Linked DNA regions of Homo sapiens: region 2 is linked to region 1. The links are chromatin contacts, found by Hi-C in ENCODE. All regions are on one chromosome and are shown on one strand. The core of a region is the stretch at or near the end of the contact, and the rest is flanking DNA. Distances in the headings are between cores, read along the strand shown. Region 1 overlaps CFAP20DC-DT (CFAP20DC divergent transcript). Region 2 overlaps PTPRG (protein tyrosine phosphatase receptor type G).

Region 1 (5,393 bases), core at 2,456-4,955:
ACCACCTTGCACCATGCATGTACACCAGTGAGTAACACGTGTGTTCCCCAATCTGGAGAATATCTTTCTATGGAATAAACCCCACCATTCTTTGTGTAGGATTCAAGCTGGACTGGAGTGCCACTCAACTTTCCCATCCTATTTCCTTCCACACACTCTTGCTTACCGACAAATAACCATGCTATTTCCTGTTCTTGCCCCGTAATTTCCCAACTTTCGTCTGTATTTAGACCATTTATTCTGCTTAGAAAGAATACCTCCTCCATCTCCTCATTAAATCTGGTCACGGTTCTGATGTTGCCTTCTCCCTGAAGCCAACACTAATATGCTTGGCACTCTTAATATTGTCTTGACCTCCCCCAAACTCTGGGTATCATTCCCTCCATGTCTCCCATGGGGTGCAGGGTGGCAGAGGGTCAGACTTGCCCAGGCCCCTGGCTGAGCCTCACCTTGGAACCTTGCACATAGACCTTTGGCCTCTTTCTTTTTGAGATGGAGTCTTGCTCTGTTGCCAGGAGTGCAATGGCACAATCTTGGGTCACTGCAACTACAGCCTCCTGGGTTTGAGTGATTCCCCTGCCTCAGCCTCCCAAGTAGCTGGGACTACAGGTGCGTGCCACCACACCTGGCTAATTTTCTTGTATTTTTAGTAGAGACGAGGTTTCACCACGGTGGCCAGGATGGTCTCGATCTCCTGACCTTGTGATCCGCCCCCCTTGGCCTCCCAAAGTGCTGGGATTACAGGCATGAGCCACTGTGCCCAGTGACCTTTGGCCTCTTTAATCCATCTCTGACACCCCATGGCCCTTACTCTGTGGAGGTCATCCTGTTCTAGCTTGTTTTATAATCGTGACTTTTCTCTTGGATTATACCAAAGCCCCACGCATTCATTTATTCATTTAACACATAATGATTAAACCTACAAAGTACTGGGTGCATGCTAGGTGCTGAATAGATAGTGATACACGAAATAACCTGATTCCTAGGCCCAGGGAGCTTACTACCTGAAGAAAACTATAGAAACCCTTTGAGACTACACCCTTTTCAAGAGAGGTATGAGCTCGAGAGTCCCCATCAATAATTTACTTGCACACACACATAATTGTATAGCAGCCACTGGTTTACAGTTTGTGATGAAAGTGCCCTAGTTGTTAAGAACATCCTTCCCTGGGAGATGGCCTCCGTGAGGGGCAGTAGAGGAGAATGGTTAAAAGGCAAGTCAGGCTGTACTCACAGCTCTGATCATTCACTTTCAGCAAACACAGCACTTCTGAGCCTTAATTTCCTTAGCTGTAAAATGGGTTTGTTCTCTCCATATACTTTTCTCAGAGGTTTGTGAGGAGTCAAAATACTGCCTACAAAGGTTTGTAATGGTGCCCATCACAAAATAAGTGCTCAGTATGTATCAGTGGTGGTTGTGAGGGGAGTGGCTATCAGCTTATGGAAGTCTAGACATTGGATCTCTAAATACAGGCAAGATTCGTATTTGCTTGGGACCATCTAGGTTCAACTCACACGGAAAATCTTCCAGGTGCCAGGGCTGTGATTGTAAACAAGCTGGAAGGAAAATACACAGTAAACACACCAGAGGAGGAGCTGTGGAAGGAGCTGGAAGGGGTTCCGAGCAAACAGGGACTGCCACAGCCTGAGGACAAGTCCACCCCAGAAACTCATATGTACGCTCTACTAAGATTCTGTTCTTGAAACATTTTCTTGTCTAGAAACACAGAGGATTATGTAGGTTCTCAACAGATGTTTACTGCATTGAGTCCATTGTGTGTGCATAACACCACAGACCCAATTTAGGGATGGTGGTTGTTGTAAGCTTTATTAAAAATAGGCTATCATTCCTGCCTTAAGACAATTTCCAGCAGGCACATTAATGTGACTCATCTTTTTATCTTGATCAAAGGCAGGTAATTTATAACCCAGGGGACATTGTAGAAGTAACTACTATTTTTAAAATTACCAGAGGGCAGAAAAGTATTAGTTGGTGGGATTGCTTTGGGTCTTTCATCTTGGGTGACTAGATATACCTTCATTTCAAGGGGAGGAGGGTGGAGAGGACAAGAAGAGTCCCTATTCTGGCTTTCCAGAAAGAGCCTGTCTTCATGGAAGCCCATGGCTATACTTTGTGCTGCCCCTTTGTAAGAGGGAGAGACTGAATTTCCTCAATAAAAATCACAGCTGCCTCTTTAAACATCTACTTTGTGTGAGCAGAATTGAACAGATAGTATATGACTTATTAGCTCTTTCTGACAAGAACCATCTGATGTAGGTACAGTTTTCCCCTTTAACACCCTAAGACCCTGAGGCCTAGAGAGTTCAAGTTCTTTGCCCAAGGTCACCCAACGGATGAATAGTGCAGGTGGAATCCAGATCCAGGTCTACTTGCCACCCAAGCTCACTTTTTATGCTATCTCACCTGCCTCTCCAGACACTTCTATGGAAGGTATTTGGTTAGGTTGATTTGACATTGTAAGTATCTAATCACATATTCCCTGGAATTCTCTATTCACTGCCACTTAGAACAATGACTATTATTCTCAAGATACTTGAGGCCCCCTGCTGTACCCTAAAGAGTCCTATAAAACATTAACAAGCAATCAATGAGAAAATTTGCATGTTTCAGTACAAGAAAGGGCTCTGAATCTCTTGTCATCACTCTGCTGTATCTCAGCACTGTCCATGTTTGTTTTTATATTTGTTCGTCTGTTCACCAACCACCTCTCCAACTAGACGGTAAACTCCATGAGGCAGGAACCAAAACTGTGGTGTTCACCTGTCTATACTGGGTGTGCCTAGCAATAAACATTTTCTGAATAAATAAATTCTCTCTGAATGGGTAATCCCCACGTAATGCGCATGGTTTAAGTCTATTTACCAGAATTTTTGAGCAAATAGTTCTATCCTTTTTGACACATTTTCCACAGTTTGTATAATTTATTCATAGAATCCTTCTTAGACTACTAATAAATTCCTATGGGACATAGTCCTTTTATATGCGGAGGAATCCACCACCATGAAATGTTCACAAGAAATGACTTTTAAAATTTTATTTGTGGCCATGCTGATTATGAATTTCTGAATTATGTCTGGGCTGCTCTTTTTCTCGGAATATGCAAAGTGGGATACTGGCATCTCTGTATCTGGAGAGTTACAGCTTCTGAGTTAAAAGATGAATGGGAAGTAGCAGGAGAGGGAGAGATCAGAAATCTCCACTCCCTGAAACACAGACACTTCACATACCCAGGAGGTAAATTCCTGGCATGAATTGTAACAAGTATACACAGGCATTTGTACATTGTTTGCTTATGTGCTAGATGACATGGCAGTCTATGAACAGGGGCCCCACATCTGCAGGCAGGACATTCAGCCCTGTATCTTGCCACTACCATGAAATCTGAGGTTCTTTCATTTTTGTTTTTCTATTCTGATGAGATTGAGGTACACTGACTCACTGGTAAAGAAGACAATTTATTTGTGAACTTGTAGTCACTCCATTTGACGGCCTCCCTCTACTCACTGAGGCACAGCACGTGTGGAACAGGAAAAAGGCCTCTGGAGAGCTTGTGTTCCACTGGTTTCTTTGACTTTTGCCAACCAACTTTGCAAATGTTCTCAAAAGGCATTCATTACCTCTGCAGGTGTGAAATAACTCTGCAGTTCAAGGGTTTGTGAAATCACGTGAAACAGCTGAAAGCTGTTCTGGCAAAGCGACCAGAGTCAGAGTTAGCTGTCACCAAGCCACATCCTGGCTTAAACGATGTTATTTATATCTAACTGCACTCGACTCCTCCCAAAGCCTTCTGTTGAGCACCAAAACCTCACCACAGTTTCACTCTTAGCCTTTCTTTTGTGTGAAGACAAAAAAGGTTGCTTTTATAAATCTCTGTTTGAGCCCAGATGGAGTGCATTTCATGCAGGAAAATGTTGCTTATAGTGAAGTGGATGAAATAATTGCTGGGATTTCTGGGCATGCTCCACAAACCCAGAAGACTGGAGGTGAACGGGCAGGGAGAAGAGATTCCGTTGCTTTCTCATTCCTTTATTTGTGACTCTCCCTGGAAAGAGGAAAATGTAGGCATATGTAGATCAATGTGTCATTACAAAGGCTCAGTGTTCTTAGTCATAAAATGGGAGGAAGAACAGTACCCACTTCCCAGAATTGGTGAGGACCCCTGAACGGGTGCATGCCAGCTTCTCGCACAGCCCTACCAGGTAATGAGCTCCACTGTGTAGCCATCACTACTCAGAGTTAATCCGTGAAAGAGTGTGTGGGAGGAGGATAGGCCTTAGATTCCAAAGGGTGGAAATCAGTGGAAAGAGGCAGGATCTGATCATGCCTAGACCAGATGCTTCCAAGCCAGGCAGGCAATAGATGGTTAAAAGCCAAAATGCCTGCCCCTTTGGTGAAGGTTCTCATTGGTCTAAGGCATCCTGGCCAACTGACACATGATATCATGTAACGTGTTTTCCTGGGGCCCAGAAGCTTCTATGTGCAGCTTCTTTAAAGACCAAAACTGCAAGACTTTGAGTTTTGATATCTCAATATGATTTTGAAAAAATCATGGTAAAATATATATAACATAAAATTTACCATTTCTAAGTGTACAGTTCAGGGGTGTTAAGTATGTTTGCATTGTTGTGTACCCAACCACCTGAACTCTTCATCATGTAAAACTAAAGCTCTGTATCCATTACGTAAGTCCTTATTTCCCCTGGTTGCCAGGGAGCCCCTGACAACCACATCAGTTTGCTTTTTGATGACCTTATTATTTGTTTTATATATTTTTGTGATTTGTGTTTGTGGGAGTTTTTAAACAGGGGTGGGGTGGAGGTAGATCTAGAACTTATGTATTTTAGTGACCTAAATATGAAATCTTTCTAGAGTGGCAAATAGAGATATTTATTTCTCATGTCTGCCCTGGAAATAGAATTAATTTGCCATTTCAGAAATGAACCACACTGCTTTTGTCAGACTTTTCAACCTCATTCCCACATTGGAAGGCTATATGGCTTGCTGGTGAGATAACAGCCATGGTTCGGCTGAATCACTGCATTAATGATTCTAAAATATTCCCATCTAATCCCCTGTAGCTGAAGAGGATAAACACATACTGGCAAGGACTTGACAGTATGGGGACTAGCAATAGGCAGTTTGTCAAATGCAAAAATGGTTTGGAAGGGTCAAGGTTTAGCTAAAAAAAAATTCGGGCAAACTTTTCATTTATCCATGTTTCCTTTAATATTTATATTAAAATTGTTTAGTTACCCTTCAAACACATAAAACTTGTAAGTAAAATGGAGTCTGTAAGACGATCTATATTGTCCACATTTTCACTGACTCCCAGTATACCAATATAAAATATAACATATTTGAAATCTTAAAT
Region 2 (5,023 bases), core at 2,264-4,763, 2.4 Mb after region 1:
AGAATGTTGTTACAGATGCTTACCCTCTGGAAAGCACATGAGGTAGCTGAGAGCAGTGGAGATCATCAGAGGCTAGTTTTAAACTAGAAAACGCATTTTAATCTAAAGAGAGGCAAAGTGTTTTGTAAGCCATTATACACAAAGTACTTCCTGAAATATTTTTGATCCTCTATCATGGGAAGGCTCAGTTTCTTACTGTAATGAAGATAGTCTGTGTAAGATGTTCACCTACTTTTGTGTTGTTCCTTGTGGAAATTAGCATTATGAGAAAAATGTTTGTGTGATTTCACTAAGTTTTCTTTTCTTTTTTTTTTTCAGTAAATTAATACAAACTGATATGCATTTTCAGTAAATAAATTTAATCTTTAAAATAATTTTATAGCTGCCTTTATGAAAATAATAGTGCAAATTTACTAACTGCTGGTAATGTGCTAGGCACTGGACCATTTTGAAGAAAGATTTTTCATTCAGTCTTCATAATGGCTCTGTGAAGTAGTTAATACTGTTATCTCCATTTTACAGATGGGAAAGTATATCTCAGAGAGAGAGAGCTTATGGAACATTCTCCAATCCATTCAACTAGTTCAAGTAGTAGAAACTAGGTTTCCAGCCCATACCACGTGATTTTTTGTTTCTTCTTTTGAGACAGAGTCTTGCTTTGTTGCCCAGGCTGGAGTGCAGTGGCACGATCCTGGCCTACTGTAGCCTCAGCATCCTGGGCTCAAGTGATCTTCCTGCCTCAGTGTCCTGTGTAGCTGCACACCACGATGCCCAGCTAACCTTTTGATTTTTTGTAGGGATAGGGTCTTGCTTTGTTGCCTAGGCACATCTCAAACTCCTTGGCTCAAGTGATCCTCTCACTTCAGCCTCCCAAAGCGCTGGGATTACAGGCATGAGCCACCATGTGATTTCAATGCTGAAATAGGTACCTGGGTCAGGCGCGGTGGCTCATGCCTGTAATTCCAGCACTTTGGGAGGGAGAGGCGGGTGGATCACCTGAGGTCAGGAGTTTGAGACCAGCCTGACCAACATGGAGAAACCCCTTCTTTACTAAAAATACAAAATTAGCCGGGTGTGGTGGAACGTTCCTGTAATCCCAGCTACTCAGGAGGCTGAGGCAGGAGAATCGCCTGAACCCGGGAGGGGGAGGTTGCAGTGAGCCGAGATCGTGTCATTGCGCTCCAGCCTGAGCAACAAGAGCAAAACTCTGTCTCAAAAAAAAAAAAAAGTACCTGGGTCCCTTTAATTGATTATTGATATGTATGTGTATTAATGAATGAAATAAAAATTGGGGCTCACTTTGTTCAGTTTTTAATAAGACCATCTTAAGGGGTTAGGCTGGTTAATAACTAAAGAGTAGATACAATACAGCATAAGAATCAAACTCGATTCAAAACCTTCATTCCCAGTTTCTAATGCAGGGATGTAACAGATGTTCTTACATTTAGACTGTTATCTTGATGGGTGGCACGTCATTATCGTCGACTGCTGATGAGGTGCAGATGAATGCTGCTGGGAGCCATGTGTGATAGTGGAGGAAGTTCTAATTGGAGTGCTCTCAGTACAGAAAATTTAAGAATTTATCAATGTTTTAGGAGATAGCATATTTTGGGAAAGTCAGTGTGTCTGCAAGCTGCTGAAAGATGTTCTTGTAGACTTGTTGAAGAATTATGAACTGCAGGATGCCAGTTTTTGAAATCCCAATTCCTTTGGTAATAAGTATAAAAATAGCCACTATAAATTGAGCCCCAGGTACTGTTAAACTAACTTAATTCTCATAAGAACCCCATAAGGTAGTCAATGTCAATATCTCTTTTTAGCATTTTGGGCAAAGTAGATCCAGAGTGATTACCCAGAGTGATTGATTATTGACTGTAGGTGGAAGAGCCCATTATCTACCGTTAGCTTTGGTAGTCTTAACCGCTATGGCGCAGCTGCCTCTGCAGTTTGGATGGCTCATACAAAAATCCACTTGAGGACTGGGTGATACTTTTTTTGGTAAGACAGGTTTTCTTTCATCTAATGAGGTATGTTTTGGAGTCTTTATGTGAAACATTTTCTTCTAAACCATGATTATTAAGGGCAGGAGCTACGTCTGTGTGTTCACCATTTTATCATCAGGCTTTCAGTGGTGTATAATAAATATTTGTTGATTGGACTTGGATTCTTGAGCGGGGGCATCCAGTTGGTATGGTTAGGGAACTTTTAAGAGAAACATTTCGTTTATGCAAACAACTCTTAAAGGATGTATCTTTCAAACATTTCTTTGGTGCTGGTCAGGTCACTTACTACTGGGCTAATAGGAGTGGTGGTTTCCTCCTTGTTAAAGTTGTCTGTTACCTGAGAGTATTTGGGACTGATAGAGAAGCTGGTGGTGGGGGTGTTATTTGCAGAGAAAGCAGCTGGCACTAAGTTTACAGGCTAATTAGAAATGGTCACGCCTCTAATCCCAGCACTGTGAGAGGCTGAGGTGGGCAGATCACTTGAGGTCAGGAGTTCAAGACCAGTCTGGTCAACATGGCAAAACCCCGTCTCTACTAAAAATGCAAAAATCAGCTGGGTGTAGTGGTGCGTGCCTGTAATCCCAGCTACTGGGAGCTGAGGCGAAAGAATTGCTTGAACCTGGAAGGTGGAGGCTGCAGTGAGCCAAGATTGTGCCACTTCACTCCAGCCCGGGCAACAGAGCAAGACTCTGTGTCAAAAAAAAAAAAAAAAAAAAAAAAAAAAAAAAAGGTCAGCTTTTATCTTATCTGGTGCTGGAGGAGTTGGAAACTATTTAAAAGAGTAACCAAATTTAATCTGAAAAAGATGGTTTACTCTGTTGGCAGCTGAGAAATAAAAAGACTGGAGTAAAAATTGGAAAGAGTTCATTAGTAATAACAAAACATTTATTTTTGGGATCCATGCTATGGTTTTTGACAGTCATCTCTTATTTATTTTCATTTTTCTAACAGCTCTTAGGGTGAAGAACAGTCATTAATTCCCCTTTACAGATAATAGAGACTTACTAAAGGTAATCGCCTAACTTAATGTCACCCAGATATTAGATATTAAGTGTCAAAACTGTGATTTCAACTTGGGCTTTATGGCTCCAGCAATGAGGCTCTTAAAACATGGTCACAAAGAAAACCTTCTTCCTTGGGATGAATCAGATTTGAGAAGATCAAGGGAGTAACAGCTACCTTTGCCCTTGGAGATCAGATCCACTTAGTAGCTCTAAGTTATTAATCTTGCTTTTATTTTTTTTTTTAATTGTATGTTAGCGATCCTTTTGTTAAATGCAATGCTAGCATCCCTCTCTGTCAGGAGTTTGAATCTCAGCACCATTGATATTTGGGGCCCCATAAGTCTTTGTTGTAGGAGGGTATCTTGTACATTGTGGAATGGTTAGCAGTATCTCTGGGCCCTCTGCCCCCATAGCTGTGACAACCAGTGTCTCCAGATGGACGTCGTTAAACATCCCCTAGGGGCAGAATGGATCCCTGATGAGAATCACTCCTCAGCAGGAAGAAGACAGCAGTAAATTATAAACAGGTAAGTGTTCTAACAGGGCTTCTGAAACTCATGCGTATGAGTCACTTCATAGCTTGTCACAGTGGTTTTTTCAAGCATTACTCTGACTTAGTTGGTCTGGCTGGGAGCCAAGGGATCTGGAAAGTGATTGATGCAGGGTGTTTCTTGGACCGTACTTTTAGGGGAAGTAGCCACAAAGAGCTGAACCTCACACCCTTTCATGTAAACTTCCTGCTTAGCAACAGAATAGAGTACCTTCATGGTTATTAAAATGCTTTTCTCCTTGTCTTTTTATTTTTTCTTAGATCTGCTGGCCTATCTTGCTAGTGATTAAGTTTACAGTTCAGCTAATCATTTGCTCCAGGTTTCCGAGCTTGTAAAATCGCATGCTGTGCATATAAATGTATAGGATTTTGACCTTAGAAACTGAGGAGCAATTATCCACATGTCTTAAGACAGAGTAGGCCACCTTTTGACTTTGAAAGTATCACCAGGAGGGCATTTTATTTTTGAAAGTCAAGTTTTGTGTTTCGAAATATGTTTGTTGGGCTTCTTGGTAGCAGTTTAAGTTTTATTGTGATTAGGGGCTGAAACAAGTGATAAAAAATGAAGTTTCCTATTTAGTGATGTGATGTCACCTGTTGCTGCAGATGAGAGTTGGTTCTCTTTAAAAATTTGAAAGTGATACCATTTATATTTCAGGATTCTCACCATGTAATTTCTCTCTTCTGGCTATCAACCTGCACTTTTTAAATTTAAATTTTTATTCAGATTGTAGGTTCACATACAGTTGTAAAAAATAATACAGAGATATCACTTATATACTTTGCCTAGTTTCCCCAAAGGTAGCATTCTGGTAAAACTATGGTATATCACAGGATATTGATATGGATATAGTCCACTGATCTTCTTCAGATTTCCTGATTTTAATTTATACTTATTATGTGCATTATGTAGGTGTGTGCATGTGTGTATAAATTCTATATAATTTTGTCATTTGCGTAGGTTCATGTATCCACTATCCCAGTCAAGATACTGAACAGTTCCAATACCATAAGGATCCCTCATGTTTCCCTTTTATAACCACGCCTACCTCCTCCCTCCTCCCATCTCTAACTCCTAGAAACCTCTAATCTGTCTTCATTTCTAAAGCTTTTGTCACTTCAAAAATGTTACATAAGTGGAATCATACAATATTTAATCTTTGCAGATTGCTTTTCTTTCACTTGGAATAATTCTCGGGAACTCATCCATTTTGTGTATATCAGTGTTTGTTCTGTTTTATTGTTGAGTAATATGCCAAGGTGTAGATGTGCCACAGTTTAACCTTTCACTTATTGAAGGATATCTGGACTGATTCCAGTTTTTGGCTATTACAGATAAAGCTGCTGGGAACATGTGTGTACAGGTTTTTCTATGAACCTACATTTTCTATTTCTCTGGAATTAATAACCAAGAGTCCAATTGCTGGGTTGTGTGGTAGTTACGTATGCAGTTTTATGAGAAATTG

The links. A loop is a pair of places that touch in the nucleus more often than their neighbours do. Pooled maps may share reads with other maps.
Region 2: a pooled map shows a loop between it and region 1 (6-fold over the local background). The contact joins two enhancer-like sites. A Hi-C loop is called at or near these places in 4 of 37 single-sample maps with no recorded cell type and 5 of 50 pooled maps.

Annotation. Positions count from the first base shown.
Region 1 is chr3:59,447,811-59,453,203 of GRCh38, forward strand. The region is part of intron 5 of CFAP20DC-DT (CFAP20DC divergent transcript); the gene reads left to right. Among named protein-coding and RNA genes, the nearest start is that of CFAP20DC-DT, 360 kb to the left of the region's middle. Within about 2 kb of position 3,706, at least 8 of the 41 ENCODE cell types and tissues checked have a DNase peak (open chromatin) inside an H3K27ac peak, as active enhancers do.
Region 2 is chr3:61,891,603-61,896,625 of GRCh38, forward strand. The region is part of intron 2 of PTPRG (protein tyrosine phosphatase receptor type G); the gene reads left to right. Among named protein-coding and RNA genes, the nearest start is that of PTPRG, 330 kb to the left of the region's middle. Within about 2 kb of position 3,514, at least 16 of the 41 ENCODE cell types and tissues checked have a DNase peak (open chromatin) inside an H3K27ac peak, as active enhancers do.